5 separate regions of the Homo sapiens genome follow, and regions 1, 2, 3 and 5 are each linked to region 4. Evidence: chromatin loops called from intact Hi-C (ENCODE). Cell type or tissue: endothelial cell of umbilical vein. All regions are shown on one strand. Each heading gives the region's core, and the rest is flanking DNA. Links, peaks and the distances in the headings are about the cores only. Region 1 overlaps LOC105370834 (a long non-coding RNA gene). Region 2 overlaps GCOM1 (GCOM1, MYZAP-POLR2M combined locus). Region 3 has its middle 22 kb from the start of LINC01413. Region 4 has its middle 150 kb from the start of POLR2M. Region 5 overlaps GCOM1 (GCOM1, MYZAP-POLR2M combined locus).

Region 1 (6,533 bases), core at 980-5,979, 110 kb before region 4:
GCTGCTTTGCCCAGTATTGATGAGGCATTTGTGAGGACCCCTCCTCCTCCTCAGGCCCCACTTCCCCTTTTTCCTCCTTGAAGCTTGGGGGAAGGCAATGAACTCCCCAAAAAGAGCCCAAATCCCTAAGCTCTGAGGCACCCTCTTTTAATGGAATCGTCTTTTAAGGGATACAGAAACATTTCTCTCAGGAACTAACTGTCCTGCTTGCATTCTCCATAACCCCTTTTGTTGTCACCAGGGGAGTAATTATAATTTAAATCGATGGGTACTTGAGAGAAGGCGAACGATTTGCCCTCCCTTAGCACTTGACATTTTGAACATTGGACAATGAGAGGTGACTTTGTTTATTTATTGAGCTATTATGGCTTAGTGCTTAGAGGAGTTCCTGCCAAGAATGGAAAGAAACCTCCTTTTTGGATCATGTCTTTAAGCACAAACCGCTTTGTTACTGGTCAATATTTGGGGGCAAAATCCAGTGAAAGCTATGTTCATTTGATATACCATACATTTCCCTCTATCTCACTGAGTATGCCGAAAATAAATGCTGTCTTTAGTATTTCCGACATCTGGTCTTAATATTTGAAAGTCTGTGTTTCATGTACTTTTTTGATAGACAGCATTTTTTTGTGGAGCATTTTGTTGTTAGAGTATGTGAAATGTTGATATTAATCTGAGCTGCCCTGGTCTTCATGGAACACAAGGCCAGTCTGAAACAATCCTTGGGAGCATCTTTGGGAGAGTATTTTTGGGATCAAGCAACATATTTTGACATCCTTCCAAGGGCATTTGACTGTGTTTTGTGGAAACACTGTGTACATTTAACCTGGAGGACTGCTAGGCAGGTTTGCTGCTCACATCCAATCTCTCCAATCAGTATATCTGGTGCTACTATGGTAGGAACGTTGACAGGTTCAAAGAACAGATGTCAGGATTGACCTCCTCCACTCCGTGTTCCTGGACCCAAAGGAACCGGAGGGCTCTGTGAGTAGAGGGCTGAGCTGTGTTTTGAAGGGGGCTTCAACCCTTTCTGGATTTGAATGGACATAAAAGCTGACACCCATTCTCAAATAGCCTGGCTCATGCAGATCTTTTTTTTTTTTTTTTTTTTTTTTTTTTGAGATAGGGTCTCACTCTGTTACCCAGGCTGGTGTGCAAGACACAGCCTTGACTCATTATAACCTCTGTTTCTTGGGCTCAAATGATCCTCCCACCTCAGCCTCCTGAGTTGCTGGGACTATAGGGGCACACCACCATGCCTGGCTAATTATTGTATTTTTGTATTTTGCACTTTCATCATGTTGCCCAGGCTGGTCTCCAACTCCTGGACTCAAGTGATCTGCCTGCCTTGGCCTCCCAAAGTCCTGAGATTACAGGCATGAGCCACTGTGCCCGGCCCCATGCAAGCAGCTCCACAGACTGGGCCAGATCTGATGGGTACCAGCGCTCTGGTCATATGCAGAGTGATGTCCACTATCCCTGTTAGCTGCTCTAGGAAAAGAACCTGCTGATGAAAGTAAAATGTATAAAGTTCATGAGAATTAGGGTGGTGTGGAAGAATTTGGGATGAGAAGGTATGGTGAAGTTGAGGCAAGGGGATGTGACAGTCACCAGCATTTTAGACTTGGAAATTCTTAGACCTGGCTAAGGTCACAGAACTAGTTATTGTTAACTAGACTAGATCATGGGACCAGAGCTGTGTGTCCCCACTTACAAATCAGCTGGGACCAGAATAGAGAATCTGTTCGTCCCTGGTCAGAAATGCTGATTGCATTTACACGTATTTTTTTCTTTTTCATATAAATTAATAAAGTGTCAGTAAAACTTTCTAATGCAGATTCCCTAGATGAGTGAAAAAGAGCTAAGACCAGGACATTGAGAACCCTAGGGACATAGTCAAGTATTGACTCCTGCAGAACAGCCCCCTGAAGCCACCTCTTCTCAATCTTCTTTCCATTGCATCTGCTTCATTGCAAGAGAATACTATGGTCTTGCGTGTGGTTTCTTTCTTTTTTTTTTTTTTAAACATACAAGTCTACTTTGAATTAAACTTCATTATTGAATTCGTGATTCCCAGATGCTCTCTTCTTAAGTTCACTGAAGAAGAAAATTAAATAGAAATGCACCCAGTATAAGAGAAATTTGTCATCCAATTGAATATATTAAGGTAGAAACCCTGGATGAAAAAAATCCCAGAGCATTCTTGGTCATAGTTTGGTGGTGCCTCGAAAGAGAAAAGATCTTGTAATCCCCAGGATGACATTCATTTTGGCAACCACTCATAAAGACTTCTTATAAAGTTACAGGGTGCTCTTGGAACCATGGTGGCCTTGTCCAACTTGTTTAAACTCTACTTGTTGATGAAGAATCTCCAAGATATGTGGTTAAGAGAAACGACCATGGTGTAGACCAGGGTGCATAGTATATGGCTATGTGGTTAAAGCTAAAAAGAACATCTGTAAATGTGCATATATGGTATATATAGGGAAAGATATACAAAAGCTGGCAAGCTTGCGTCAGGGAAGATGAGCCCAATGGCCACGGTCCAGGGTAGGAGAGGGACTTGCTTTTTACTGTATAGTCTTTTGTATCTTTTGAAATTTATACCATGTACCTGCATTATCAGTTCCAAAAAATTAGTTGAAACCAGTAACTGAAAAAATAACTACTTAATGAGCCCTCTGTCTACCCTTTTGGAACCCAGCTTTCTAAAAGAAGACAAAACTTACCAAACCAACTTATAGAGAAAAGTACTCTCACCCCTAGCTCATTTTCATTCCCTGGCTGACCTACCAGCAGAACCTCCGCCCCCCTGCGGCCCGATACCATCATTTTTAATGAAGTTAATTTTTATTTTTATTTTTATTTTTACTATTTTGATAACCACTTTCTGTGAAATAATAGTTTTTTTTTTTCAAAACTTGGCTCATATCTCCTTTTATGTTAGCAGTCATGGCATAGAAAAGCTGCCCACAGAATGACATACATCAAAAACAGTTTTCTGTTTAGACGGATAGCTTTAAGTGTGTGCAAACAGGTGCCTCTATGTGTGGAAGGAAGACATGCTAGATTATTTGGGGTCCACCTGCAGAGGAATGAGCTAATTTACAGAAGAGTGAAGCAGGCTCTGCACTGAAGGCCAGGGTTAAGGCATATAGCTAATGATAAAATAAATGAATGTGACTTTCTAAAAATGTCATGGGGGAGAAGAAAATGAGGAGGAAGGGAAAACTGGCCTCTATAATCTTGTAATGTTACAAATAGAATTGCCATGTGACTCAGATCTTCTCAGAGGTTAGAGGGCATAGGTCACTTTTTTAGTGGTGCATCTTTGTCATTAGACGAAGAATAATTGGGAGGAAATGATTTCACCCCAGAGTTTAAATTCCTCGGTCACTGCCTCATTTTCTTCCATAGATCCATAGGAATCTCCTGGGAGTGAAGTGGAGCCTGTGCATTTCCTAGAGTTGGGCTTTTTGGGGTTTTGGTTTGGATCTATGGTGTTGCTCTCTTGGGGACAGAAAGTATGGACAGGGCACAGGCGCAGAGACAGGTCACTCTCTGTGTTTCATTCCCGTCCTGACACTTTCTAGCTGTGTAGCTTTAGATAAGCCACGGGACATTTGTGGATTTGAGTTTTTGCATCTGTACAATGAGTTACTAATACTAAGCTGGAAGGGTGCTAAGGGGACTGAGTGTGAAAATTGGTATCAAGCTCTAAGAAGCGTTTCCTTTCCTTTTGCAGAGAGTGCTAGAAGGGAGACTGCTGTCCCCACAATGGCTGCAGCCCCATTCCTTTTTCCAAGCTGCCTGGGTGAACATTCCAGGATCCTGACATTCTGTGGAAATTGATGAGTGCTTGCTCAAAGGTCGATGATGTGCTACAGATGGCATCACCTGTTAGAGACAGAGCTTTCTCAAGAGGAGCTTTGATTTCCTTTACTTCCCGAACTGCTATTTCACAGTCTCTCAGTAGATGTCAGCAGCACAGCAAACATCTCACTGCCCATCATGGAAGCAGGTTGGTTCAAAAACTTTTCCAATTAAAGAAAAAAAAAAAAAAGGAATTAGTTCTTTCCTTTGCAATTTTCTTCAGAAGCCCCAGAACCAAAATGGTAAGATCTAGTGGCTTCAAAGTAGATTCCTGAGAGGATTACTCAGGGTGTGTTTGCATTTTAAAGACAACCTTTTATTCCCTGTAATGAAAACATCACCCCTGAGATGGCTAGGGATTATAGCAACCTTTTTGGAATTTTCGGCAAGTTTATCTCACATTTACTCTCTAGGCAAGAGTGAAATAATAGAAGATGTCCAATATTTTGCTTCTTCCTGTGAAGTAAATCAAAACCCTGGGAATGTTTTCTCCTAAGTTAATTAACTGATGTGTCCTCCTCTATATCTTCATTATATTCAATTAACCCTCTGATTGCTACTACAGACAACTGCCACAAGCTCAAAGAATAAGGCAGAGTTTTCTCATCAGAATGAAAGAGAAGATTTGAGCTGCTCTGGAGGCTGAGGTTTGAGAATCACTTGGGCCTGGGAGGCGGAGGTTGCAGTGAGCCCAGATTGCACCACTGCAGTCCAGCCTGGGTGACACAGCAAGACTCTGTCTCAAAAACAAAAACAAACAAACAAAAAAAGAATGAAAGGGATTATTTGAATTTGTGCCCTAGCAATATTTTGAGGTGATGTCCACCCAGGCTTTGCTTATGACATTTCCTACCTAAGCTGACTCCCCTTCCTGCTCCCTCCATTCTTGCCTGCCCAGCCCCAGGTATGATAGGAGCAAGGTCAGCACTGCTAAAGGTGGGAATGTCTCCATTGATGTACCTACCCTTTTGTCCCCAGTAATATAAAATTTTGCTCTGAAACTTTACTTGAGATTAAATTGGCTCTTGGGTATTATATTTACCTTGCTTCTGTTCCTTATGGCTTTTTACTGTGAGGAAGTTTGCTCCTTGATTCGTCATGTTATTTTTTGGCATTAATGTTCATTTCTTGCTGTTGCATTTAAATGGTATGTCTCTTGATCACTGCATTTTTCGGTGCCCCCTTCAATTTTACACCAAGGAGCGTGCCTCACTTGCTCCCCCTAGTCCTGGCCCTGGGAAGAATGCACCACCAGGTTCATCCACAGCAGAGGGGCCCCATGGGCTTCCCAGAGGCCCCGTGGGTTCCCAGATGGGCAGTGTTGTCTCACCCACTGTCTTCAGGAGGAGCTAGCCTTCCTCCGGAGAAGGCTTCTGCGCTGCAGGACTGAGTGCAGGGCTCGCAGAGCCTGTTGGGGGAGCTGGAGCCAGTGTCTCTGCACACAGTGGGCGGCCGCTCTGATTGCCCATCTAAGGAAATGCTGGGGTCCTGTAGGAGTCAGCTGCTGTAAACTCCTACGGCCTTTTGGTGAGAAACCAAAAGCAAAAGCAAAGTGTGTTTCTCCATTTCCAGGATTAAAATTAAGCAAAACCAGACTTTCTTTTTCTTTTTCCCTTTATTTTTTATTTTTTATTTTTATTTTTTGGTACATGGAGGTAGTGCGAATGCGTGTCTTAGGCAGCCGGGGAAGGGGGCAAAGGATGGGTCCTGCCCAGTGCTGGGCAGTTGCCAGCTGGCGGCTGCAGCAGTGTTGCTCCTCAGACCCAGGGCCAGAGCTGGCAACATCAATGGTAGGGAATAAAGCTCAGTGGGTACGTGGTGCCGGGAGCCTGGCTGAGCGGAGACCTCCCAGTGAAGGCTGCCTCCTCCCTGTGCCCCAGGCTCGTTTGGATCTGGAACTGCAGGTGCATACACGCTCCTTGTAGGTTTCTTATTGAAAAAGCAAGAGTGGACCAGAGTGTTGTTATCAACATGGTGTCATGAAACAAGGTCAGACTTGGATGTAGAAGGCCTGATTGCAGGCCCAGCCCTACCCGTGGCTGGTTGTGGTGCCTTAAGTAAGTCACTGGGCCTCCCAGAGACTCACCACCAACCTGCAAACTGGGGAGAATAGAATTTATGCTGCCCACCCTAGAGATATTCGTGAGACTTGACTGGTTAATATTTGCGAAGGTAAAGGTGTGTATAAGGTATAAAGACTCCACAAACAGAGGCATGATTGCTGTTGTGGTGGTTATTGTTATTATCATTTGCTCCAACTCACAGTCCATGGTCTTACAATGTTGCTTACTTCCTAATTAAGTAGGGAATTTACTATATATCTTTGAGCCTGCCATGGTGCAAGGTTCTGTGCTGTAAAGCAGATAATGTGTCTTCCCACGAAGGGCCTAGGAATAGGACAAATATATAGAAAACGGGAAGGTATGCTAGAAAGGGACACTATTTCAGGAGAGACAAGCAAGGGAGGAGCTGTTGCTTCCAGTTGGAGGAAGCCGGGAAGACTTCATGTAGAAGTAGTACTGGAGCTGAGGCGGTAAGAAAGAGGTGGGACATTTGCAGAGTGAGCTGGGGGGGATGGGAAGGCATTGCACAGGCAAACAGAAGCTGGGCCCTGCTGGGGAATGTATAGGGAAGCTGAGCCTTTCTTTGGTTGGACTGTG
Region 2 (6,533 bases), core at 976-5,975, 220 kb before region 4:
TTTTGTGATGTGGCTTGCTCTGTTTGGATGTAGAGAAGGTCTTTCAACTTGTCCCACATTTGCCAAAAATAAAGGATATGTAGAGCAACTGTGATTCCAGACCTTTTGGTATTCTGCCGTTGATTTCAGATATTTTATTGTGTTGCTGGACCCCTTCTTCCCCGTCCTCCCCTCCAAGTAATTTACTGGATGTTCCAATATGTTAATAACCCCAAAACAGAGAGCTTCTCAGATCTGTAAATGGTGCAAAAAAATTATCTCTCAGCCCCTGGAAAATAATCATCCTTATATGGGATAAAACTTGCAAATGGGAACTTGAAAAATAGTCCTGTGCTCCTCTGTTGTGGTAGTTTGTTAGTAATCACACTACTTTGTGTGGTCATCACATAAAGTAAGAAGAATGGATCTTAGAGTTTGATTTCTTGTTCTTGGAAGCATTTTTAAATGTTTTTAAATTTACGTTTATTTTTTTACCAAACCTTCCCCAAAAGATACATGTTTTCTATTTTTATTTATTTATTTTTTTTTTTTGTGGAGATGAGGGTCTCAGCATATTGCCCAGGCTGGTCTCAAACTCCTGGCCTCAAGCAGTCCTCCTGCCTTGGCCTCTTGAAGTGTTGGGATTACAGGCATGAGCCGCCATGCTTGGCGCTCTTGGCAATATTCTTTAAAGCTGTGACTGTTGCTACTGCTGTTGCTGCTTTGGTTTAGGACTCATTTGCTTTTTTCTCCTATTTGTGTTAGGTATCAGCAGTTGGAGGAGGCATCAGCCAGCCTCCGTGAGCGGATCAGACACCTAGATGACATGGTGCATTGCCAGCAGAAGAAAGTCAAGCAGATGGTCGAGGAGGTAAGCATCTGCAAAAGGTCACAGGCCTGGGATTGCTTCCTGTGGTGGGGAAGCATCCCCAGAACAAGTCTGCCTTGCCCCTCCATTTCCTGTGGCTCACAAGCCGAGGTGCTCAGGCCACTGCCATCTAGGCCCAGAGTGGGATTTCCCCACATGTCCCCCATGGACTGATGACGATGATGCCCCTAAAAGAGGGGTTTCCTCAGGTCAAAGGGTTACAGTTAAGAAAGCTGGAAAGTGCAGTTCATAAGCTCACCCACTGTGAAAGGACAGTGATAGCCTGAGTGGGTACCCACAGCTCAGGGGACCCAAGGGGGTGATGGGCAGGGTGAATTTAGCCCAGGTCCCTGCACTGCCTCCACAGCCGTCTGTCTGTCTCTCTCTCTCTCTCTCAGCTACCATTCTTGTCCTTTATCGTTTTCTGGGTGTGTCTTTCATTCCCTTTCCTTGTCTGTTTCTCTCTTTTTTCTCCCTCCTTCCTCGTTCTCTTCTCCCACTCCTGCTTCTTCTTCCTTTTCCTTTGCCACCATCCTTTCTCTCCTAACTGTCTCTGTAACAGGAAACCAAGCTATACATTTACTGTTTGGGCATAGTTTACTATTCTCTTTTTTCTAAATGAGAAAACGGGTAAGTTGAACATTTCTATTTCTCTAAGAGGAACAAAATTTGTTTTAACTTGTGTCAATATAATCCGCCTCTCTTGTGGTGATGTTCCAAAGAAGAAAGTCCGTGCTCTGTAAAGCTAATCACATATTATTGTAGTTTTCTTCTTGCTCAATTAAAAAATCCGATTGAAAAATCTGATAGAAAAAGAGCAGTTAGTACTAACAGGGTTATAAGAATTCCCTTGAGTCTAATTCTCTAACCTGCAAAGAAAAAAAAAGGTTTCAATTTAATCAAACATTTGGTTGGCAGTGGAAAAATGAAAACACATTTTCCTTATATTAAGTACTACTTTAAAAAGTTATGTTTTATTAATGAATTATTAAAATTAAAAGCATATCTACTTCTAAGAAATAATTCATGTACATGACAGACAAATGGAAGATTAAAATATATCTATTTTATTAATCTCTAAGATATTGGGGATATTAATGTTGGGGAGTTAAGGTCAGAGAATTGTGAGTATGGGAAGGGACATCTTTTTTTATTGTGTGTAGGATAAACATACACATTAGATAAAAGTTTGTCCGCAAATGAGAAGTGCAGTTATACTGTGTTGAATCATGTACATCTTATATTGGTTCACACACAAGTTTCTGGGGAGCAGTGGAATAGCAGAGGAGGCCACGCACGCATCTTTGCAATCGTTTTGTGCATCCAGGCAGGAGCACTGCCCATAACAGTAATGCGGAGGGAGATCCTGCCCTATCGTCAACACTAGGTAGATGTCAGGAGTGTATTTTCCAAGGAAAAGCATCACTTTGCCACAGTTAGCATCTCAGTGAGCCTTGGCCGTCGGGGCATAGTTTTTCTGCTTTTGAATTTCACACGCACGAAGTCTGGGGCAAGGGCATCCCTTATTTTCCCCTATGCGAGTCTCTAACTGTGAGCACTACATTTCTCCCACCTCACCACAGGGGGGTGTCTGTGTCATTCTTGTATCTAATCGTTAGAGAACTATTGAACAAAACCTCATACTGGTTGGCTTCTGATTCACTTAAACCCTTACCTGTAAGAGGTTAAGGCTGTACCAGAATCAGAGACATTGTTTTTTTAAAAGACATTTTCAAAGAAGTTTAGAATTCTCTGTTTCCTAACTTACTTCCAGAATATAACAAACCTACCAATTTGAAGAGAGTGAAGGAGTACACATACGTACACACATATACATATGTGCATATGTATATGTGTATTTATACATGTGTATACATATGTATATGTGTGTGTGTAGGGATGCATATAAAGATCACTGTCCATGCTTTGCTTTTTTCTACCTGTGATTTCATATCTTCCAGATAAGCTTCTCTAAGCTTTGATGTGGTCTGTGGTCTGGAAGGCCCAGTCGTTGGAAAGAAATCACCAGCTAAAATTTAGGATGCCATCAGAGTTAGCACCCCCTAGGGGCTGGCTGGGTTTCCACAGTGAATGTAGACCACCACCACCACCAGCAACAAAAAGAGAGAGAGACACTTTTTATTCCTAATAATTTTTACTGCCTGATTTAGAAAGTTTGTGTTTGCCCAGCATACTACATTAACTTACATAAGAAAAAAAGGATAGCCTAGAATCTCATTTGCTATAGCCATTTATGTGAATATTTTTTTTAAAAGTTAGAAACATGGTCAAGGGGCATGGACAGGTGAGCACCTTCAGAAGAGCAAGACCAGGTTGGAAAGGAGTTGAGAACCTGAGTAATTCAGGGAACTGGGGAAGACATGCCCAAGGAGAGATGGGAGCTGAATTCACATCTTAGAAAACATGAGGGAATATGTCTTTGTTTTGTATTGTGAAGCAAGGCCAGGCCAGAACCACTGGGTGACACTTTCAAAGAGGCAAATTGCAGCTCTTCATTCACAACAAAGAAAACATTTCTAATACTGGCTGCACTGGTAAGGCATTTAGCTCTTCATCATGGTTACGTTCTTTACAAAGTAAGAAGTTGATTTAGAAGTTCTCTAGTGTTCCTCCACAAATTCTGTGTTCTGTAACCTTAAAGACTGTGTGGAGGAAGTCTGGTAACTTCAGTTAAGTGTTCATCATATAAAGAATTCTCTATTGTTTACTATGCTGTGCCTGTTTTTGTGAGCTCAGCCTTATCATTATGTTGCATAATGAGCAAAATCAGCAAAGTCGTAACTAAATCACTTCAGATCACTTGGAGCAAATTTTGAAAAATCCGGAGTACTGAATTGGTCACTTGTGAAATGAATCTTGAACTCTGACTCTAGAAGAGAAGTATGTTTTCATCTGTGAACTCCGGCTCCCCAGGCATATAGGCAGCCTTTAAGTGTAGCGGATGTTAAGGACCCTTTTTCTTCCCTCACATGGGTCTGGAAGCTCGTCTTCATCATAGCCTCACTTTCACCATGGATGGAAGTCTCGTCTCCATCCATTGTTGGTATCATTTTGGCCATAATGTCCATGAGGAAACTTAGTTTTTTTAAATGATGGGCTTCTTTTGTTTAGCTCAAAATGTCCAGGTGTCACTACTGCGATCCTTGGGAATCCTTAAATGTTAAGCAACATGTTTCTTCTCACCTTAGTGGAGTATCATTTTATCATAGTAATAATAAATAATAAAAAGTAACTGGCCCAGGTTTTGTCATCCTTAGCTCATTAATGACTTGATTTCCATGGTGGGAGACAGTAGGACTTGTACTATGTAGGAAGGGCTCATGGTGGGGGTGAGCCCTTTTGAAATGAAGGATTAGTATATATCTTACGGTGTCAAGGTCATTGAGAAAAGATAATGCAAAACGTTTTCTGTGAAATGTGGAACCAAGTCCCTCTCACTAGGCTAGGGCTTTCTACTGAATTAAGTCTCCTGTCATGGATGTCAGGGGGTTGGGTATCTCCCCCATCACTAGTTCTTCCAGCTGATTCTGGCTTTGATAAAAATGAGAGAACAAAGCCAAAAAAGCCCCACGTGTGCCTCTTATAGCCGGAAAATATAGAAAAATGCCGAGGGATTGGAAAGAAAAAGCCCTCAAGGGGAAATTAATTCATTCATCCATTCAGCAGATACCCACCAGCACCCGCTCCGTGCTGGGGCTGGGTACACAGTGGGGAGTCAAGCAGACATGGGCCGTGCTGGCACGGATCTTACCCACTGGTGTCACCCGAGTTCCAGGGTAGTCTTGCCTTTGGGTTTTATTATCCTGTTGAAAAGCTTTGTTGGGATTGGTCTTTGGTCCTGAATCAAGCTGCATTCTTTAGATTGCCAGGAAAGGCACTGGGAGAGCTGGGAGGAGTGTAAAAAGTAAGAGAGCATCCTGAGGCCCCCACAGTGCCCCTCTGCTCACACATCTTTGAGTGTGACTTCTTCAGTCCACAGAGTCATTCACACCCTCTTTACCTGCTCTCACCATGGCTCTCCTGCTGCCAACCAAAGCAGCTCTCCTGCCAAGGGGAAAGTGATCTTAAGGAAAAAATCAACTATTTGCCTTCCAAGAGGGTGGGTTTACATTTTTGCCAATGGGCAGGGATATTGTTTAGCTGAATAAACAGTAATTTCTTAAGAGGTTTTTTTTTTGTTTTTTTTTTTTTTAAGCTATATCCCAGTGCAGCCATTAGGCATCCTTTCATTTTGTCATGTCTTTCTTTTGATTTCCCTTTGCCATTTGTGATATAGGAAATGTTTCTTCCAACAGGGTCTGAAGGGAGTTTCTTTTCATTTGCAGAGGAGGCATTTTCTTTAGACTTCTTTTGCTGAAAGCAATTACACTCTACCCCACTTTGCTATAATTGAGATGTTTAATAAGTGCAAAGGTGCAAGGAATTGATTTTCTCATTAGTGCTTCTCCACCCAAGCTACACATTGGAATCACCTGGGGAGCTTTAAGACATGCCTGAACCTGGCAGATGGGATGGAGGCAGACTGAGCATTGGGTTTTGTTTCGTTTTAAAAACTCTGCAAGTGATTCTAATATACAGCCAGGATTGAGAATCGCTGTCCCGGATTCTCAGAGCGGTGGCCTGACTCTCCTTGCTGGGTTTCATGTTCATGCATTTGGCCAGCATCCCTCAGAAGCTCCTATGCCTGAGGTGGGAAGCTGCTGGTGAACTCAATAGGAAGGGCTCAACAGAAAGCAAGCCAGGGAGACAGTCACCAGGGACCAGGAGCACAGAAGTGAGAAAGCTGGTCCAAGTCTGTGACTCTCTGGGCACTGTCAGGGGACCTTCACTTCTTGCCAGCCCCTGGTCCTGGGAGGATTCTGTGACAGCTCACTCTTTTTTTATTTTTTATTTTGTTTTAGAGACAAAGTCTTGCCCTGTTGCTCAGGCTGGAGTGCAGTGGTGCAATCATACCTTCCTGCAGCCTCCAACTCCTGGGCTCAAGTGATCCTCCCCACTCAACCTCCCAAGTAGATCGACTATAGGCACGTGCACCCATGCCCAGCTAATTTTTGTATTACTGTTATTATTATTATTATTTTTTATAGAGACAGGGTTTCACTATGTTGTTCAGCTGGTCTTCCAACTCCTGGCCTCTAGCAATCTTCCCATCTTGGCCTCTCAGAGTGTTGGGATTACAGGCGTGAGCCACTACACCTGGCCTGACAGCCTAATCTTAATAGCTGTACTGGCCTGGTGGTATCCAGATAATACAAACTTCCCAAAGGCTATTTAGACCCATCTAGAGAGATGTTACTAAGGTGGGAAGAGGTACGCTTGTTAAATAGATAATAGAAACTTAAAGGGACAGAATCCAATCCACCTAAGTCCTTGAAAGCTGGACTACCACTAAGAGAGACTAAGGGTGATTCTCATGGATCCTCTTCCAACTGTGCATGTATGCACGTGTCTGCCTCGCCCTGCTTTAAATTATTCACTTCTGTCTGTACAGAAGACGTTACACTTGGCCACATGGTACCCCTTTAGAAAGAGAAGGCAAAAACATCTTGGTTAAATAATTATATTAGCAATGACCACTTCTCAAATTCAAGGCAAAGCAGAATATTATTTGTGATTCCTAAGGAATGATTTTGAAAGTATTTAACGGTCATCTCTTAGATTTTTT
Region 3 (6,533 bases), core at 500-5,499, 520 kb before region 4:
AAGCCATGGTGGGCACCTGCTGATTGTGGCCTGAGGGGCCGCCCTCCACAGTTCCCGTGAGCCTTGTGTGGTCAGGCGTCCCCTGACCTTTCTAACTGAAACCAGGGGAAAGCTGTTCCCCGGCGGAGCAGCAGGCGTCCCTGTCAGAGCCACCGGCTTTCTCCCTGTGACTCACGGCTGCTTCCTCCTGGTCATCTGGTCCAGGGCAGGCCTAGAGGATGTGTGTTGACTGACCATGTTCCTGCTAAAAATATGGGTCCTGGAGTCAGAATTTCTTGCTGTGAAAAGCACTTCCTGCAGGCAGGGTGCCTCAGGAAGCAGGTCATAACATTGTTTTTCTGAGCCTTTCTCTTCTTGTGTGGGGTCTCTATATTCAGAGTCTATAAACATGAACAAATGTATGTACGGTGGCCAGGAAAGCGGGAAACAGGTGGCGGTGCTCACGGGGCAGCACTGGACTGGGGAATGCTTTCAGCAGCTCCCCCCGTGGGCGTGTCAGTGTGGACTCCCTCCAAGACACTCTGGCGCAAGGGCCATTGATTTTCTTTTTCTTTGTTTCTTTGTTTCTTTTTTCTTTTTTTTTTTTTGTAAGACAGAGTCTCACTCTGTCGCCCAGGCTGGAGTGCAGTGGTGCAATCTCAGCTCACTGCAATCTCTGCCTCCCAGGTTCAGAGATTCTCATGCCTCAGCCACCCAAGTAGTTGGGATTACAGGTGCATGCCACCATGCCCAGCTAATTTTTGTATTTTTAATACAGACAGGGTTTCACCATGTTGGCCAGGCTGGTCTCAAATGCCTGACTTCAAGTGATCCGCCCGCCTCGGCCTCCCGAAGTGCTGGGATTACAGGCGTGAGCCAACACACCTGGCCTTCTTTGGTTTTCTAGCTCCCATCTACTCAGCATGGGCGGAAATCCAATTTGTTGTGCTTCCTGGCTTCTGGGGTCCTGTGGACCTGACAGGGTCTTGCACCATTCAGAGAACTGGCTCTCCGGGCCTCAGGACGCCCTGAGCACTGCTCAGAGGTTCACTCTTCAGTCACTGTGGTCCCCGGGAGCAGTGCTGATGAGTTGAAGCTCAGCCTCTGGGTATTCATGCTCCACCCCCTGAGCAGCCTTGGACACCCTTCCCCCTCACTCCTCACCATTTGCTGAGACCACCACCCCTGCCCCCCTATCTATCCCAGCCTCTTCAACTAAAGCTGCCAATCTCACGCCCTGCTCCTCTGGGACCACCTCTCCCCACACCCCATGGGCCTGAAACATAAGAGTTCTTTACTTGGGGGGTTGGGGGTGGGTGAGAACACTCAGCCCTTCAGAAACACACAGCAGCCTCTTCTCCCCAGAATCAGGAGGGGAAGGGAGAAAGGGGAAGGAAGATGCTTGATATAGTTTGGATATTTGTCCTCGCCCAAATCTCAGGTTGCATTGTGATCCCCAGTGATGGAGGTGGGATCTGGTGGGAGGTGTTGGGATCATGGGAGCCGATCCCTCATGGCTTGGTGCTGTCCTCATCATAGTGAGTGAATTCTTGTGAGACCTGGTCATTGAAGAGTCTGTGGCACCCCCCACCACCAGCTGTCTCTCTTGTTCCTGCTTTTGCCATGTGGCGTGCCTGCTCCCCCTTCACCTTCTGCCATGATCATAAGCTTCCTGAGGCCTCCTCAGAAGATGAGCAGATGTTGGGGCCATGCTTCCTTACAGCCTGGAGAACTGTGAGCCAATTAAACCTCTTTTCTAGCCAGGCACGGTGGCTCATGCCCGTAATCCCAGCACTTTGGGAGGCCAAGGCAGGCGGATCCCCTGAGGTTGGGAGTTTGAGACCAGTCTGACCAACATGGAGAAACTCTGTCTCTACTAAAAATACGAAATTAGCCGGGCATGGTGGCCCATGCCTGTAATCCCAGCTACTCAGGAGGCTGAGGCAGGAGAATTGCTTGAACCTGGGAGGCAGAGGTTGCAGTGAGCCAAGATCTCACCATTGCACTCCAGCCTGGGCAATAAGAGTGAAACTCTGTCTCAAAACAAACCAAAAACAAAAGAACTTCTCTTTTCTTATAAATTACCCAGTCTCAGGTATTCCTTTATAGTAATGCAAGAACAGCCTCTTACGCTTCATTTGTCTCTGGGAATATAGAGTAAAACAGCAGCCAAATAACACTCCAAAACAAAACAAAACAAAACATCCCAGAAGACGAATTGTAGTTTAGTTTTTTTTTTTTTGTTTTACTAAGTAGCTCCCCTTGTTACGTTAGCCTCGTTTTACAGACGAAGAACCCAGGGCTAAGAGGGTTCCTTGGGCTGCCATGTGGCACTGGGTGGGGGTTTATGGAGGTCATGGCCCCATGTCTATGCTCTCAATCTGACCAGCGTAGGCATCAGGGTGGGCACTGCCCTGCACAGAGGCCCAAGGGTGGTCCTGACCATGTTGCCCAGGATGGTCTCAACTCATCTGCTGAGAGATGGCCTCCATCACAACCTTAGCCTCTGCTGGCAAACAGGTGGAAAGGAACCAAAAGACAAGTAAATCCCAGCCATTAAAGGTAGAGCTGGCTGAGCCTCCTTCAGAGAATGCATGATGGTGACACACACCTCCACAACACCCAGGCTTGATTTATGGACGCAGATGTGCATATATCACCTCCTGTAATCCTCACAAGAATCCTATTATTTCCATTCTCCAGATCATAAAATGGGCATGCAGATGTTGAGTAACTTTACCAAATCCTATAACTAGTAAGTTGCCGAAAATGGGATCTGAACCCAAATCCCTTAAGTCCAGTGTTCTTTCCATAATATATCAGTGAATATAGCTGAGATTTCATTTTTTAGACAGATAAAAATCAAGAGAGGTGAGTACCAACGTTTGCACTTTTCATTTGACAATAATAGACAACAAGGAAACCAATTTGAAATTTCAGTCTCTCTTTAGGAACTTAAAGATGAAGAAAAACTAGGAGAGTGGTTATTCTACAAAGTACCATCAGGTGGCACCATTGCACAGCGGCTGCATATCCCCAAGGTTCAACTCAACAGAAGGGCCAGCTCAGTCTGGCCAGCTGCGACCCCACCCTGGCCATGGCATGTCCCCGCCCCACACCTTTACTAATATGATGTCAAGATCTGATGTGTGAATAAGAAACGTAGCATCCCATGTCTCAGTTAGCTGCTGTCCATGTACTAGTCCATCTATTTTTGTCTGGTAACTATTTTAAGTTATCTTGACCTTGTTAAATGTTTTAACAGGATCTGATCTGTCTCTGAAAACATTGCACTCTCTTGTCTGGAGGTGCAGGGACAGGAAGGAAACCTTTAATCAAGGTCCCCCTTGGCCTGAGATGATGGTGGGATAGGTGTGGGGTCTAGATTGAAGGTGGAGGGGTCAGAAGTCATGCAAGGGCAGTGGTGGGTTTGACTGGACGTTTGGGGCCAGGCAGGCAGCTTTGCACAGTGCATCCTTTGCCTCTGTATGGGGTCGGGAGCTTGGAAAGCTTTGGGGGTGGGGGTGGGTGGGTAATGAACACTTCTCACACTGTTTTCTGTTTTGTTTTTGTTTTGTTTTGTTTTGTTTTGAGACAGGGTCTCGCTGTGTCACCCAGCTGGAATGCAGTGGCACAATCCTGGCTCACTGCAACCTCTGCCTCCCGTGTTCAAGTGATCCTCCTGTGTCAGCCTCCTGAGTAGCTGGGACCACAGGCGTGCACCACCATGTCTGGCTAATTTTGTTTTGTTTTGTATTTTTTGTAGAGACGGGGTTTTGCCATGTTGCCCAGGATGGTCTCAAACTCCTGGGCTTAAGCAGTCTGCCCGCCTTGGCCTCCCAAAGTGTTGAGATTACAGGCATGAGCCAGTGTCCCCAGCCCCAGTTAGTTTTATAATGCTGCATGAAATCTAGATTATTTGAAAATACCACATAAAAATAATTGCTATGACATTTAAATATAGTGACAATGAAGTTCATAACAGAATTTGTATTAGAGTATTATTATTGCATAACACAAAAATTTGCCTTCTGTACAATCTCTTACACGGAAACATAAAATGTCAAGAATTTTCTGTAAGGAAACATAAAAGTAGATTAGCTACAAGTAAGACTAATAAACATAGCATACCTTTTATACATTGTAGAAATAGTTATTTTTTATTCAATAATTTGAATGTAAAGGGCTTTGAATTGTTTTTGTTTTGTATGTTACCAATAACTTGAAGCTGTTTCAAGCTGTTAAATCTAAATTCTAGTCTCTGTAGAGATTATACCGGTTCCCACATGTGTCATGGGATGCCTTGTGCCCCTCCAAAATTCATATGTTCAAGTCCCAACCCCCAGTACCTCCGAATGTGACTGTATTTGGTGCTAGGTTCTTTAAAGAAATAATTAACCCTTTTCCTGTTTAGGAAAAAAAAAAGTGCAGCCCACTGCCAGCATTTTTTTTTTTTTTTGAGACAGAGTCTTGCTCTGTTGCCCAGGTTGGGGTTCCATGGCACAATCTTGGCTCACTGCAACCTCTGCCCCTCAAGTTCAAATGATTCTCCTGCCTCAGCTTCCTGAGAAGCTGGGACCACAGGCATGCACCACCACATCTGGCTAATATATATGTATTTTTTGTAGAGACGGGGTTTCGCCATGCTGCCCAGGCTGGTGTCAAACTCCTGACCTCAAGTGATCTGTCCACCTCAGCCTCCCAAAGTGCTGGGATTATAGGCATGAGCCACCGTGCTTGGCCAGAGCTCATTTAATTTTACATAAACCAACCTGACTGATTTTCAATGTGAAAGTAAAATTTAAAAACTGTTCTTGGAGTTATGTGTAAACAGAACTAACATCAAAATCATCTCAATCATCAGAATCGTCTATTTCAGAAAAATAGGATTAATCAAATGAATCTTTGGCCAACAACTCTTTGAGAATGATCACATAGGAATGCTATGTTTTCTCGGATTTGACATTTTCAGCGATCGAGAATTACTATATTTTCTAAATGGAAATGCCACTACTAAAGACAGAACGCTATACCTAGAATGATGTCTTATACGTAGAATGATGTCTTTTGTTTCCAAAGTTGATACACTAAAGCAAAGTGAAAATAATAAAAGGGAGATGTTTTGTGACCAAATTACTTTGGGGTAAACGCTGCAGCCGCAAGAGCTGCTGGTGAGTGTTCTTGGGGCAAACAGGAAAAGAGTTAAGGGAAAAATTTAGGTCCTGTGGATGGGCTCTAATCCAATATGATTGGTGTCCTTATAAGAAGAGGAGATCAGGGCACAACGCACAGACAGCGGGGACCACGTGAAGACACAGGGAGAAGACTGCATCTACAAGCCAAGGAGAGACCAACCCCGGCGGCCCCTGATCTCAGACTTGTGGCCTCCAGCACTGGTGCTCAGCCACCCCGGCTGTTCCCTCATGACGGCAGCCCCAGCAGATGAATACCCTGAGTTGTGCAGGCTGACAGGGAAGAGGCAATGAGGAGAGAGGGAGCTAAGACAGCTTCTTTCAATGATAAATCCCTTTTCCCAGAATAATCTGTACCTGTCTTCTTAAAGTAGCTCTTTGCACCAAAAGGGAGGATAATGAATTTTCAAATTGCAAACAGGTTCATTTGTTTCTACAAAACTGTATGTGGCCTAAAAGTGACAGTCATCCTCCTGAGAGAGTCCCCCGTCTTCTAGACAGGACTGGCCCGTGCTAACCAAAGCTGGGCTCTGGCAGGGACTCCAATTTGGGAAGATAAATGAGCAGGCGTGGCTGGCCCCTGAGCCACAGCTGAGCTCTCATGGAAGCGTCAGAAACAAGTACAGGCAACCCCAGGGACTTGGGCAAGGCCAGCCAGATGGTGAGGTGACCCCCAGGGCCCTGCAGCCACAGTGAAATTGACAAGGACCTGGAGCAGGGACTGAAGACCCCTGTGGGCAGGAACAAATGCTGCAGCTGGGCAGGGGATGGGGCAGGCCTGTAGGAAGCCAGATCCCACCTGGGCTCCCCACTCAGAGATGGATCAGAGGCCAGGCTGACCCGTGACCTCACACGGGAGGCCACACTTGGCCCGTGCTCTAATTTGTATTTATTTTTTATTGTTGTGGCGATGGGGTTTGCTGTGTTTCCCAGGCTAATCTCAGACTCCTGGACTCAAACAATCTGCCCACTTTGGCCTCCCAAAAGTGTTGGGATTACAGGCGTGAGCCGCCGAGCCCAGTCCAGTGCTCTATTTTGAAAACAATAGTTAACTACTAACTGTTTTTAAATAAATAGTTGATGGACTGAATAGCACTTTTTCAAAAATTGGCTTTATGTAGACTAGATTCTAACATGCAAAGAAAATATTTTGGGCGGTGGGGGTGGGGGGACCTCTAGAATTTATAGCTCTAAATGTATTAGGTTCTCAGGCCAGGGAGAAAAATTCACTGTTTTAGAGCAATATTACTTGGCAGGCAATGTTCTACTGGCATCACTGCATACGGGTACCTCAACTTCTCCTACAATAAAACCTTATTAATTTGATATCAAAGAACAAAAAGAAAAATTCTCCAACCCCCG
Region 4 (6,533 bases), core at 450-5,449:
CCCTCTGACCAAATAGAAATTGCTACCCCACTAACAAATTAGAGATGTCCTCAGGCCCAAAGTTTCCCCAAGATTTTAGACTCCTCTGCCCAAGAACTTTGGGACAGTTTTCCATACCTTAGACAACTGTTGGTGTCAGTGGCAACTATTAACTCCTTCTTTAGAGGCAACTAATTAAGATCCAAGATCAGGAATATGTTTCCTTTGTTTTCTACCTGACCAAAGGCTCCTCTCTTCTGGGGCAACCCCCAGGATTGGAGTAGCCTTTGTATTTTTTACTGTGTAGGGGAAAAATTTACAAATGTCTATCAATCAATCCTAGTTTTCTAGTTATTTAGGCAGCTACTCAATGTTCATAATCATTTCTACCCAGGTATCTGTGGCAGCCTCTCATTTTGCGGCAGATGTGACAGTCATATGTGATCTAGGGTTTGGGATGATTTTACCTTGAGAAATGCCCTAGGAGTCTATGATAGTCTTCAACAAGGAGGAAATATTGTGTATTATTCACGGTTTTACTGTTATTTAATCACAGAGGAACTATATGTTTGGCTATAAGCTATGTCTTAGAACTGGGTTAATGATCCCAAGCAGAATGTCTGTCACACAGGTCATCAGTCAATGTTTGCAGAATAAGCCAGCTAGGGTTTTATTTAAAAAAAAAAAAATCAACATGCCAAAGGGTTAGCTGGCACAGATGAGAATCTATATTCTGGGTAATATTCTCTAGTAGTAAAAAAAGATAAGGAAAGGTAAAGACCAAATTATTTGACATAAATGCTTTTAATGGGATAGGAAGAAAAGAAAAAAGTAAAACTAGTTGAGGTGAGCGAGTGTAGAACCTTGGATTTCTAATTCAAGATGAGTTTTTTTTTCCCCCAAAAACTGCTCTGAAGTGACAGAAAAAATAAAGTATAAATAGTGCTTGAAGACAGAAATTAGTACCATCAGATACTGAATTTTTAGGCAATAATGAAGATGGAATAATGTTAATGGCAGGGAAAAAAAAAACCCAACAGTGTCTTAAAGCAGTTACAGGAGAAAGCTCCTGTACAGGTAAGGTTGGCTTTTCCCAGCCTAGAGAAACAAACACAGAGTCAGCAGTTACACAGATCAGCAACAGGAGTGGCATGACCTGAAGGCAGAAGGCTTCTAGTAACAAACTACTCATACCCTGCCTTCACCCAACACTCTCCTTACTCTCCCATCCTTTAGAGTGTTTGGCTGAGCCTTTGGAGAAAAACAGCTTTTTCTACAAGAATCTTTGTGTGCCTGCCCAGTGAGGAGCGAAGGTGTGCTTCCTAGTGTGGGCACAGCAGTAGAGGTAACGCCAGATACAGGAGCAGAGCCAGGGTGAGTCAAGAGGAGTGTGTAATAAAGAAAGAATTAGTGATTTGAGATGATGTGAGAACTCCAAGGATTAAAGGGAAACTCCTAAACACTTTCAGAAAGAAGGTGTTTTAAAAGTGAAAGAAAAGCTAAAAGAAGAAAAGAAAAAGAAAAAAAAAGCAAAACATGCAAAAAATTTAAAAGGCTCAAAATCAGCCATATAAAGACACGGGTCATATTGACCACAATGCGCTAAAAGCAGAAATGAGTAAGATAAAAATTGTAAAATAAAAATATTTTACAATTACTATGGCCTATTTGATAAGCCCAGGAGGAATAGCTCAACTGCTTAGCAATCATCATGGGAAAGGCTCAACCAGTCAGAACAGACTGTCCACCCCAGCAGAATGGGTACCCAGAAATCTGTGCTGATGCAAACCTGCTAGGGGCAAACCTGTTGAACATCAAACCTAGATTGGTTCCAAGAGGCCTTGGTTCCATGTTGGTGGAGCAGCTGAATACTACTTGGTTTGAGGCACAGTTTCTTGGAAGACTGTTGCAGTCTCAGAGCTTCAAATTTTACGAATTTCCCAACTAACATCCTTTATCTGGTTCAATCCATGATCTGACATTGCAGTTAGTTGTCATGCATCCTTAATCTCCTCTAATGTGTTAACAGTTCCTCAGTCTTTCGTGTTACTTTGAAAAATACCGTTCGGTTATTTTTCACAGTCTTCCTCAATTTGGATTACTCATATGATTTAGGCTGAGGTTATGTATATTTGGCAAAATACCATGGAAGTGTTGCTGGGTCCTTCTCAGTGTATCATATCAGGAGGCACATAATGTTAGTGTGCCTTGCAACTGGTGATGTTAAGTGATTACTTGGTTAAGGTAGCATCCACTTTTTTCCACTATGAAGCTACTGTTTTTCCTTTATAAGTAATAAGTGTCTTACAGGAAGATCTTTTGAAACTGTGCCAGTGTCCTACTTTTTAATCAAACTCTCACCCACTAATTTTAGCAACCACTGATAGTTCTTGCTAACAATAACTATTACTGTTGTGTTTGTCTAGAAGTGATTTTCCATTTCCATTATCTCTTCTGCATTTATTCATTGGAATTACACTGTCAGAAGAGCTGTTTCTTCTCCCTTCTCTACTTATTCAATTATTTATTTGTATCAGTTGGATTCATGGTTATTTTATTTTATTACTGTTATGTATTTTGTTGCTCAGATTGTTCCAGCTTTGGTCATTGGGAGTTCCTTCAAGTTGGTTCCTGTGTTCTTCTGACATGTAGACATCATTTTTTTTGAAGCATTTACATTATTTTTCAAGCTTATCTTACGTTGTACCTGACCCAGCTCTGGAATCAACCACTTCTCCAGTGAGTTCTGGCTTATTTTATTGGAGAATGGTATTTAGAAACCAAGATCTGGGTGCTAGGTGTGCTTGTTGCTATTGGGTTGTCATTACTTCTAGGTCTTCTCAGTGGATGGAGTTAGAAAAGGTATGTATGTATACTCACATATATACATGCACATTTTTATACATTTTCTTTTGAGTTAAGAGATACATTTTCTGTCTTCTTCTGAGCCATTTTTAAAAGAGACACAGACCACGGACCATCAGCTTACTTTTATTTCGATATATTTACTTATTGCTTTAGTAGGTATCACAGTATAAGAATTTTGTCTAATGGCTCAAGCTCTTGAGAAAAAGAAAATGAAAAAGGCTTTGCGCCCTCTTGTGGTCAAACTGAGTAACTGGTATTTCATGGCATTGGAACAAGAGTTGAACGTATGAATGAGATAGAGTGGCATTGACCTATAGCGTAAAATATATAATCTGATAGAGTTAGCTTGTGACTATCCTGTAGCATGAATGAACCTAAAGGGAGTAATTTATAGCCAATGTTTTTCTGAGTTACCCGAGATCATAATATAACCAACATTTTACCAAAGGTGTTCAGATAGATCTTCCCATTGGATCCTCACAGCAATCTTGCAAGGCAGATTTTTATTATCCCTAGTTTACAAATAAGGAACCAGTTTCAAAGAAGCTAAATAATTTTCATAAGTCAATTTTGTAACTTGTTTGGAACTACAGCTGGAACTTGAACTTGTGTGGTAAGAAGGAGTTGGTCTGACTTGTCATTGTTAACCCTCTGCTTTTTCTGCTGAAGAACTTTAAAATACGTTAAACATTTCATTACAATGGAAGAAAATTATCAAACCTTAAACCCAGAAAATCAGAATCATAATTTAAAAAGGAAAGGAAGGAAGGAAAGAAAGAAAAACAAGTCTCCTACAATTTGGCTCTTGAAAACATTTTTAGAAGTTCATAAAAATGAGAAAAAGACAATCCTATCATTGAAGTTTTTTGTTTTATCAAGTTAACACCTAGTTAAAACAGGTAATGGAAGCCATATAAATACAAAATCCAGACTCTCAATAAACTTCCTACACCAGATGTGGACTGAGATACACTCCATTCTGGGAAGTTGGCCACCATAAACCTCTGACAGCCATAGATGAGTCATCTAACCATCTCATTCCATGTGATCACAGGTCTTTGTAGTGTTACTCGTGCTTGGGCTGAATAGAAATATCACCATAAATCTCCTAACTAAAAGGATGCAGTTTCTCATTTTCATTTAGACAGATTTGAAAATAGGGATGAGATTGATCAATACACTCATCTTTCTGCAATCATCTGAGAGGCCAAAATGGCCTTGAGGATGATATATGGCATGCACAATGTGAATCTCTAAAAGCTTTTGGTCTCTCAAGGTTATTACGAAGACAACCATGGGAAGTAATAAAGCTGTGTCGTTTATTTAAAGTGAGGGCCCTAATCTTTTTTCTACTGGTACTTCCCGCTTTTCTATTTTAAAAGCGCTGACTGGACAATATGAAAGAAAAGAAAGGTGCCAATTTTAAACCCTCAGGAAGTCCATTTGGTGAATGGATTCTAGAAAGGTAAAATCAAATGTTTCACAAATAAAAGTTGGTGTTGGGTTAACTTTCAAATTGATGCCAGACTTAAGCTTTGGAGGTGTGTCATTTTTATCCAAATAACAATGCAGAAACGACACAAAGATTCCCATCCCTGCCCATGGCAGTAGACAGAATTCCAAGTGGAGTTGCATTACTTGGACCTGAGAGGGTTGGTGGTTTGAATGAAGTTCAGTGGAACCATTTCTATCTGATGAAGTGTGAAATATAATTGCTAAATATGGTTTTGAAAATCAAAATGGGCGAAATATGCTGTGAAAGAGAATTTCCAAGACAAGCTGGGAATATAAACAAGCAAAAATAAAACCAGTGAAAACATAAGCAGCAGAGAGTCTTCAAGGTCAAGGCTGTTAAGGGAACCCACAGGTTCTGTAACATTCTTGTCATTGTCTTTTCCTCCGCATCCTCAGCTGGCCAACGAGGAGACCAAGAGCAGGCTCGTGTCGTCATCTGGCTAGTGTCTAGACATGAGCATGAATGCTCTCCTCCCACACACAGGTGCTGCCATGTGATGTCTGCACGCCACATGGCACATCCCAAGGAAGGTCATGCTGGGAAGGGACTGGGTGTGTCCTGAGTTCTGGTCCATTGCGTCCAGAGGCACAATCTCCAGAGTGACACAGGGAATGAAGGAATCTTCATTTCCAGCCAGTTTTATGCAGCAGGAAACACAATGACCGTGACAATCCCTTCCTGTCCCATGGAAGCCTGGGGGAACATAGGAGAAGCATCTGCACTGCACACCCATCTGGAGCCTGCAGACCAGGTCCTGGAGACGTTATGTTCTGTGATTAAACCATCTGGAAAGCAACATGGTAGGATGAGAAGGGCCACTCCAGGGTAACCCACCTTATGACTTGTAATCATGTTGAGCCCTGTGGACCTTGCTCACCTGGCTGCCGCCTTGCTCACCATCCTGCAAGCACCAATACTCCAGCTCTTTAGGGCTCTCTTTCCCCTTCAGTTCTGTGCATGCTGTTACCACAGCCCGGAATCCATGGGCCAAGTAGCTAGTGCTCTCAGACCCTGCTCAGGTGTCCCTTCTCCAGGAAGTCTCTGAATTCCCATTTCCCTTCTCACCCACTCCTTGAGGAGGATTCTAAGACTAGGTTTGGACCCAGCAGGAAGAAGTGCTTGAGGTCAAAGTCTAGCACAGGTATGGGAGCGGAAGTAGAGGCAGGCAGGCAAAATATCTGCCGTTTCAGGGTAAGTTGTGAATAGAACAAACAGTTCCACAATTAAAGTTAAGAGTTTGGAAACACTGGACTTGGCCGCTTTTTCTCGTCTTCACTGAGCCACCTGCTAACCCATGACTTGTTCTCCTAAGTGGACTCAATCATGAGGAAGGAGTATTCAGAGCCAGGGACCAGTTACTGGTAGCTTACCAGGCCACCTTTCTGTAGAAAGCAATAAATTGGCCTTTGGGTTTATTTCTAAGTGTCCAGGCGTTTAGCCAGTGCAGGTCTATCTGCCAGAGCCTGACTACCCTCAGCATGCTGAGAAAGTGGGGTTCATGTGCTGGGAAGCTGAACCGAAGAGTGGCCATTGTATGCCCTGCTTGGGGTAAAGAGAGGCCTCTATGGCTATCTTTCATCAGAATGAATGGCAGGGCCCAGTGGACTTTCTCTTAATTCAGTCTTCTCCTTGCAGAGGCTTTTTCTTAAACTCAAGCTTTCCCTGGCAAACTCAGAACAGGATGAAATGATCTGGCAAAGGGAAATGAAGAGGAGGAATTATCCAGGGGATTTGATCCTTGTGGTCATTTTTCAGACAAAAATGTTCCATCCATCCCTTTCTTCAAGAGCAGGAATTTGGTACCTGCAATATCCAGATCATTACATTACTTCTCTTGGCATTTGAAAAGAAAATTGTTTTGTGTGTCTGTGAGAAAGAGATTTAATGTATTTATATTCCTTTGATGCCTACTTCCCCTCTGAGTTTCTATTACCACAACCAATGATCCCCCTGCATGTAGTTTTGTAATGTGAAGCCCACACATAGAGTTTTTTTTTTTTTAAGTAAAATTGAGCTTCTAAAATTACCTAAGAGCTGCCAATTCTGAAAATTAACCTCTGTTTAATTAGTTTTGAATGACAACAAACCCAAACTAGTTAAGGTAGAAGCTGAGAGGAAGGAGTACTATGGGAGTTTTCACATTGAATCTCCTGTGTGGCCCTCAAACCAA
Region 5 (6,533 bases), core at 578-5,577, 190 kb before region 4:
AGCATATCAATAATGATTATCAATTTGATTGATTAAATTCCCTGAAACTATTTAAATTCCAATACAAATTTATTATGACTAATTGCTTTTGGCCACTTCACACATCCACCTTAAATAGCAGACAATATATACAAAAAAAGTTGCATAATAACAAGATTTAATAATACATTTAGACTTAAACCTATTCTAAAATACTAAATATCATGGGTTTTAATTTATTTTGTCATTGTTTCTGTTCTTGTTTTTTTTTTTTTTAAACCTTCCTGAGGCCATTGTTTTACTTCTTTCAATATTTTCTTAGGGCTAACATCATTTTGACACCTTTCAGACAGGTGCAGTCATCTTTGAGATCCAAAAGAGAAAGGATACCTTCTCTAAATTGCTAAGATTAGAGGATGTGGGTTACATAGGTTCTTGGTTGGGTCACAGGACCCTCAGTGGCTTCTTCCAAGGTGATTCAAACACAGGACTCCTTATCACTGTCTTTAGCACTATTAAAAACTTATGCATTCTTTATCAATATTTCATCATACATAGCTAGGCCATGTAGAGATCTCCTCTCCTAGGGAATCAGAGGTGACATTCAAATACTTGGTTTTCCTCTTTGGCTCTCAGACTAGCTGATCATTTACACACACTCTGCCGACGCTGTTCCTTGCTAATTGTGGATGATAGCTAATGCTGACACGTTGCTGCCCAACTCTCCACTTGATTGCTCTACGGCACGGATGCTAAGCAGTCCTTCTCCAGGTCCTGAAGTCCTGGGGTGACCTAACTTACATGTTCTTTAGTTATTCTTTCTAACATAACAGAAAACTTTTAAATAGATATCTAATTAATACCTCCTAAAAGAAACCACAAAAGTTTTGGTAGATAAATCTGGTAGCTCCCCATCTTACTAATAAGTAGCTACATTTGTGAAGAGTGCAATTGCAGACTCCAGACTCAGACTACCTGAGTACAAATCTCAGCTCTGCCACTTAGTAGTGATGTGATATTGAGCAAGTTAATTAACTGTCCTATGCCTTAGTTGGCTTATTGGTAAATAGGAACTCTCTCTGTGAAGTGGCATCCTCTCCATAGAGTTGTTATGATGATTAAATATGTTAATACTTAAGTGATTAGAAAAGTACCTGGCTCATGGTAAATGCCATATGTGTTACTGTTTCTTTAATTGCCTGCGTCCCAGGGACTCTTTTATTGTCATTGATAAATATTTTAGATTTATAGCTATGTCCCATAATGAATCACTCTTTCTCTTTTGCTCATCCTCAAAGTTGGAGACTATCATCAAACTCAGCTGTGTGATAATTTAACAAAGAGAATTTCACCTTTAGGTGAACATGAGCAGGGATTGTACAAGCCAGGTCCTACTAGCAGGCCATAGGGCCCAGCAGTCCTTTGCCTGCAGCAACCTGAAAGGTTCATCCTGGGAGGGTGAGGCTGGACGTGAGTCTTATAGGCTGGCAATATTTCAGCTTCTTTTAGCAGTTGGCCCCGATATTTGCAGAATTCATAGGAGTTTGGGATTCATATCAAGTCTTAGAGTTTAAGTGTCATAAGCTGATGGTCTTGTATGATGTCATTACTCCTATTATGTATTCTGGCTCCATGCCCAGGCAGTATTTGGGGATTTATTGATCATGCCTGTGCTCCTCTTAGCCACAGTGCTGTTGGTTTTAAAGAAGCAACCCTTAGTTTCAGATTGAAGAGCCTTGGCTCTTACACATGTCCTCAGTTAGTCCAGTTCCTAGCTGTTCCCCAAGAACACTTTAGCTGTTCTGCTTCTTGAGCTACGGGTTCAGGACTGCATGACATATCCAGCACTGTGCTGGAGCTGCTTCATACTGGTTAATGAAAGCGGAAGACATGCATCACTTCTCAGGTCTCCATTTGGGGATGTCATGTTGGTCGCTTGCAATTAGCTATGGAGGAGGTCTTGACACCACAGAAATTGACATATGTCACAATCAGAGCTTTTTAACCTAGGGATTTTATTGTCAAAAATTTACTAGTGCACCATTAGTGTTATGTAACTCTGCAGTTATACCTAAGGGCTTTGTGTTTTTACCCTGACACCTCTGCTTACAAGCAGAGTAACTCTGGGCAGGTAATTCTACCCCTCTGAGCATCAGTTTCAGCATTTGTGAAATAGGGATAATCCCTCCCACTTGAAAGAAACTTTTTATGATTAAATAATAGATACAAAAGACTTAGAATTGTGCTTGGCACAGTGCGAAAGATGGACAAATGTTAATTCTTTCTTAATTACTCAACCTTTTGGAGACTTCGGTTCTGACTCACATTCTGCCATTATCTGTGCATGACCTTGGGCAAATCATGCCACCAACAACCTGGACTCGGTTAGTTCATCTTTAAAAAAGGGAGAAGGCTTAGATCAACTCTGAGATTATTACCATTTTTAATGTTTGAAAACTTTGTTGAAATGTTGAAATCGTATTAGGATCCTAGACAGTTAAGGGAACACCCTCTACCTGATCCTGGGCTCGGAGAAAAGGACAGGCCCTTTCCTAGGTCATGGCTGACACTCTAGAACCCTTCTTCTTTTCTTTTAAAACAGAGAATATGGATTATTTTAGTCCCTGGATTCATCATTTGTGCTTACCTGGGTTTAAACTCATTAGATTTTGAACTCCCTCCTCCCTCTGCCCCAAATCCAAATGACACAGCAGACTCCTAAAAGCTTGCTCTAGCCTGGCCCTGTCAGACTACATTTTCATCAACCAATTTAAAATCTTCCTGATCCCGCTGATGAGTGAGAACATGCGGTGTTCAGGGGACATAAACATGGGAACGATAAACACTGGGGATTACTAGATGCGGGAAAGAGGGAGGGGGAAAAGGTCTGAAAAACCACCTACTAGGTACTATGCTTATTACCTGGGTGATGGCCTCAGTCATACCCCACACCTCAGCATCCCACAATATACCTTTGTCACCAACCTGCACATGTGCCCTCTGATTCTAAAATAAATGTGAAAAAGAAAATCTTCCTGATAACAAAAATATGCCCATTCTTTTTTCTTTTTCTTTTTTTCAAACAATTTTTTTTATTAGCTCAACTTCTGGAGAAGAAGAAATATTCTCCATTTCCAATATAGAAAATGTTCTTAAAATAACATTGCAAGCATTTATCTTCATAAGCTTTCTGAAACTCTGAACAGATTTCGTTACACTTTTCTCTGTCGGATATACTACACTTACAGCTCAATTCAAAAGTCAGAGGAAAGGAGTCAAATGTCTTGGTTTTGTCCATCCTGCATTTAATGTGTGTTGTGTAGCACCTGAGCCTCTCAGTGTGTCTGTTATGCATTCTTGCGACTATTATTAATTTTTCTGTGTAATGTTGGAGCGGCAGCACCAGGCACTCGGCTCCCCACATGCATTTTATGGAACACACATTCAGTGTATGTGCTACAGCCCCCGAGCTGCCCACACCCCTGGGCCTGAGGGGAATGGTGGGGGAGGTGACCGCCAAACATTCGTGACATAATTTCCAAAAAATGTCCAGAAGTGCTGCACATTTTCTCCCTTCGTGAAAGGCACATGTGCCTCCCAAGCCATTGGGTTGGTATTCGTTACACATATAAACACAAGGGGGTGGTGTTTGAAAGCAGGAAAACCATGGAATTTGCTTCTCAATCCCAGAAGCAATCTTTTTTGTAGCACAGTCCAGGCAGCAGTCTGAGGCTATTCTTTGTCGTTCCACTGTAGTCATATTCTGCAAGACTAAGAAGGAGATAGTCTTGATTTATTGTATCAAATCGGTTAATTTAATTTTTAAAGACTTTTCTTAAATCTGTCCCACGCTCTCTAACTCTCCTCTTACTGCCCATGTTCAGGCTCTCATCATCTTTTATTTTTTACCTTATCAACTTAGTTATTTATTAACTTACATAAATAAGTTTCTGTTATTTATTAACTTACATAAGTAAGTGTTTCTGTTTAAGCATATAATCCACTGAGTTTTGACAGTGTTTATACCCATGAAATAACCACTACAATCAAGATAGAGAGAATTTCTATCACCCCACCAAAGATTCTGTTTCAGTTTGCAACCCAGCTTTCCATTCATCCCTAGGCAATTCTTGATCTTTTTTTTCTGTAGATGGTGAGTCACTTTTTATCACTTTTGGTCACTATGGATTTCCATTTAGTGGGAATCCACTGTATGATTTGCATTTCTAGAAATGGAATCATATAGCATGCCCTCTTCTCTGTCCAGCTTCTTTCACTCAGCATAATGATTTGAGGCGCATCTAAGTTGTATGCATTCCCTTTTGTTGCAGAGTGGTATTCCATTGTATGAATATATCGCAGTTTATTCATTCAGCTGACAAAATACATTTGAGTTGTTTCCAGCTCTGGGCTATTGTGAATAAAGCTGCAGTGAGCATTAGAGTACAACTCATTATGTGAAGATAGTTTTAGTTCCTCTTGGGTAAATTCCTGGTAGTGGAATAGCTGGGTCGTAAAAGGAGGTATAAGTTTAACTTTTTAAGAGACCGTCAGTTTTTCAAAGGGGTTGTAGTATTTTAATTTTCCAGCAGTTTGAGTGTACCAGTGTCTCCATATCCTAACCCAGACCTAGTATTGCCAACCTTTTAAATTTAGCCATTCAGTGTTATAGCTTTTAGAATTTGTCTAGTAGGTTTTCTGGCTTTGAAAGCTCCAAAATAAAAATAAAAACAAAAGAAAATAAATTGAGCCATGCTAGGGGATATAGAGTGCTGTCTCATGTGGTTTTAATGTGCATTTCCTTGTCAACTGGTGATGCTGAGCATCTTTTCTTCTTTTCGAGAATCTTTTCATATGCTTTTTGCCATTTATAAGTTTCATCTTTTGAAGTGTCTGTTCCAATCTTTAGTCCGTTGTTTTATTGAGCTTTTAGTTTTCTTACTATTGAGTTGGAAGAGTTCTTTATATATTCTGGATTCGAGTCCTTTGTCAGATGTATGTGCTATGAACATTTTCTCCCATCCTGTGACTTACTTTTTTGTTTTCTTAATGATGTCTGTTGAAGATATATATATATATATATATATTTTTTTTTTTTTGCAATGGGGTCTTGCACAGATACCCAAGCTGGAGTACAGTGGTGCAATCTTGGCTCAATGCAGCCTTGACATCCTGGGCTTAAGTTATCTCCTACCTCTCAGCCTCCTGAGTAGCTGGCACTGCAGGTGCATGCCACCACGCTCGGCTAATTTTTGTATTTTTAGTAGAGATGGTTTCACCACGTTGCCCGGGCTGGTCTCGAACTCCTGAGCTCAAGTGATCAGCCCATGTCGGGTTCCCAAAGTACTGGGATTATAGGCATGAGCCACCATGCCAGGCCCTGTTGAAGAGATTTTTTATTTTTGGTTTTCAATTAACCATTTATTTCTTTTATGATTTTTGTCTTTTGTGTCCTGAGAAATATTTGCCTACTACAAGGTCACAAATATGTTCTCCTGTGATTTCCCCTAAGAATTTTATGGTTTTTACTTGTTTATTTAGTTGATCCATTTTAAGTTGATTTTTGGGTTTTGTGTGAAGCAAAGGTATCAATACTCTTTTTTTCTACACAGATGCCCAGTTGTTTACTTTTAATGTCTCTTTAATTTCTGATATTATTTGTACCCTCTTTCTCTCCCTATCTTATCCACTCTGTGTCTCTGTCTCTCTTTCTCTTTCTCTTCTTTAACCAGATAGTGGGTTATCAATTTTTGTTGATTTTAAAAAATAATTAAAATAGCTTTTGGCTTTGGTGATTTTCTCCATTGCTTGTCTGCTTTCTATTTTATTGACTTTTGCCCTGATGTTCATTACTTCCTTCCTTCTAATTATTTCGGGATTACTTTGCTCTTCTTTTTCTAGCTTCTTGAGGTAGAACTTAGGTCATTGATTTTAGACCTTTCTTCTTTTTTAATATAAACCTTTAAAGCTATAAATGTCCTTCTAATCTCTGCTTCACCTGCATCTCACAAGCTTTGATATACTTTACTTTTATTATCTTCCAGTTCAAAATATTTCCTAATTTCCCTTGAGATTTTTCTTTGATTTATGGATTATTTAGAGGCAGGTTATTTAATTTCCAAATAGTTGAAATTTTTGTTGATATTTTTATTTCTAATTTAATACTTTTATAGTCAGAGAACACAGCTTGTATGGTTTTAACTTTTAATTTATTGGGACTTATTTTATGGCTCAGCATATAGTTTCAATTAAATTTTTGTGAAAAAATATATATTTTGCTGTTGTGTATATCCTACAAATACCAGTTGGGTTTAGGTGGTTGATAATATTGTTTAGATAACTGACATTTTTCTTGGATTTTGTGTAATTGTCCTATCAATTGCCGAGAGAAAGGTGTTATAATCCCTTACCATGGTTTTAGACTGTCTCTTTCTTTGTTTTTACTTTGTGTATTTTGAAACTCTGTTACTAGGTATATACACATTTTTGTTATGTCTTGATGATGAATTGATCTTTACAATATGAAATGTTGGTCCCTACCTTTGTCAATACTC

What was found. Hi-C counts contacts between places; a loop is a spot of excess contacts. Peaks named below come from ENCODE experiments on the same cell type or tissue, not always from the same donor. Only the 100,000 strongest peaks of a DNase experiment are listed, where the experiment ranks them.
Region 1: it touches region 4 in a loop (15-fold over the local background); 86 of 110 quality-filtered maps call a loop at or near these places.
Region 2: a loop joins it to region 4, with 3 times the contacts of the local background. A loop is called at or near these places in 15 of 110 quality-filtered maps.
Region 3: a loop joins it to region 4, with 32 times the contacts of the local background. A loop is called at or near these places in 9 of 110 quality-filtered maps.
Region 5: it touches region 4 in a loop (9-fold over the local background); 58 of 110 quality-filtered maps call a loop at or near these places.

Annotation. Positions count from the first base shown.
Region 1 is chr15:57,747,426-57,753,958 of GRCh38, forward strand. It overlaps LOC105370834 (a long non-coding RNA gene), which reads left to right. Exons shown (of 6, transcript XR_001751554.3): 4 at 3,746-4,021. Among named protein-coding and RNA genes, the nearest start is that of POLR2M, 44 kb to the left of the region's middle. RefSeq lists enhancers at 3,784-4,536, 4,959-5,555. In endothelial cell of umbilical vein, for the core only: a CTCF peak has its summit at 3,964; a DNase peak (open chromatin) is centred at 3,976.
Region 2 is chr15:57,638,696-57,645,228 of GRCh38, forward strand. GCOM1 (GCOM1, MYZAP-POLR2M combined locus) reads left to right here. Exons shown (of 17, transcript NR_104371.3): 10 at 745-850. MYZAP (myocardial zonula adherens protein) reads left to right here. Exons shown (of 13, transcript NM_001018100.5): 10 at 745-850. Among named protein-coding and RNA genes, the nearest start is that of MYZAP, 50 kb to the left of the region's middle. In endothelial cell of umbilical vein, for the core only: CTCF peaks have their summits at 2,388 and 2,920 (motif pointing left); no DNase peak of the experiment used is centred there.
Region 3 is chr15:57,337,862-57,344,394 of GRCh38, forward strand. No RefSeq gene overlaps it. Among named protein-coding and RNA genes, the nearest start is that of LINC01413, 22 kb to the left of the region's middle. In endothelial cell of umbilical vein, for the core only: a CTCF peak has its summit at 2,997 (motif pointing right); a DNase peak (open chromatin) is centred at 3,000; H3K27ac peaks cover 1,098 bases.
Region 4 is chr15:57,858,152-57,864,684 of GRCh38, forward strand. No RefSeq gene overlaps it. Among named protein-coding and RNA genes, the nearest start is that of POLR2M, 150 kb to the left of the region's middle. In endothelial cell of umbilical vein, for the core only: a CTCF peak has its summit at 3,096 (motif pointing left); DNase peaks (open chromatin) are centred at 3,070 and 3,840; H3K27ac peaks cover 366 bases.
Region 5 is chr15:57,663,830-57,670,362 of GRCh38, forward strand. The region is part of intron 10 of GCOM1 (GCOM1, MYZAP-POLR2M combined locus); the gene reads left to right. The region is part of intron 11 of MYZAP (myocardial zonula adherens protein); the gene reads left to right. It also overlaps the pseudogene LOC124903589. Among named protein-coding and RNA genes, the nearest start is that of POLR2M, 40 kb to the right of the region's middle. In endothelial cell of umbilical vein, for the core only: no CTCF peak of the experiment used is centred there; a DNase peak (open chromatin) is centred at 3,642.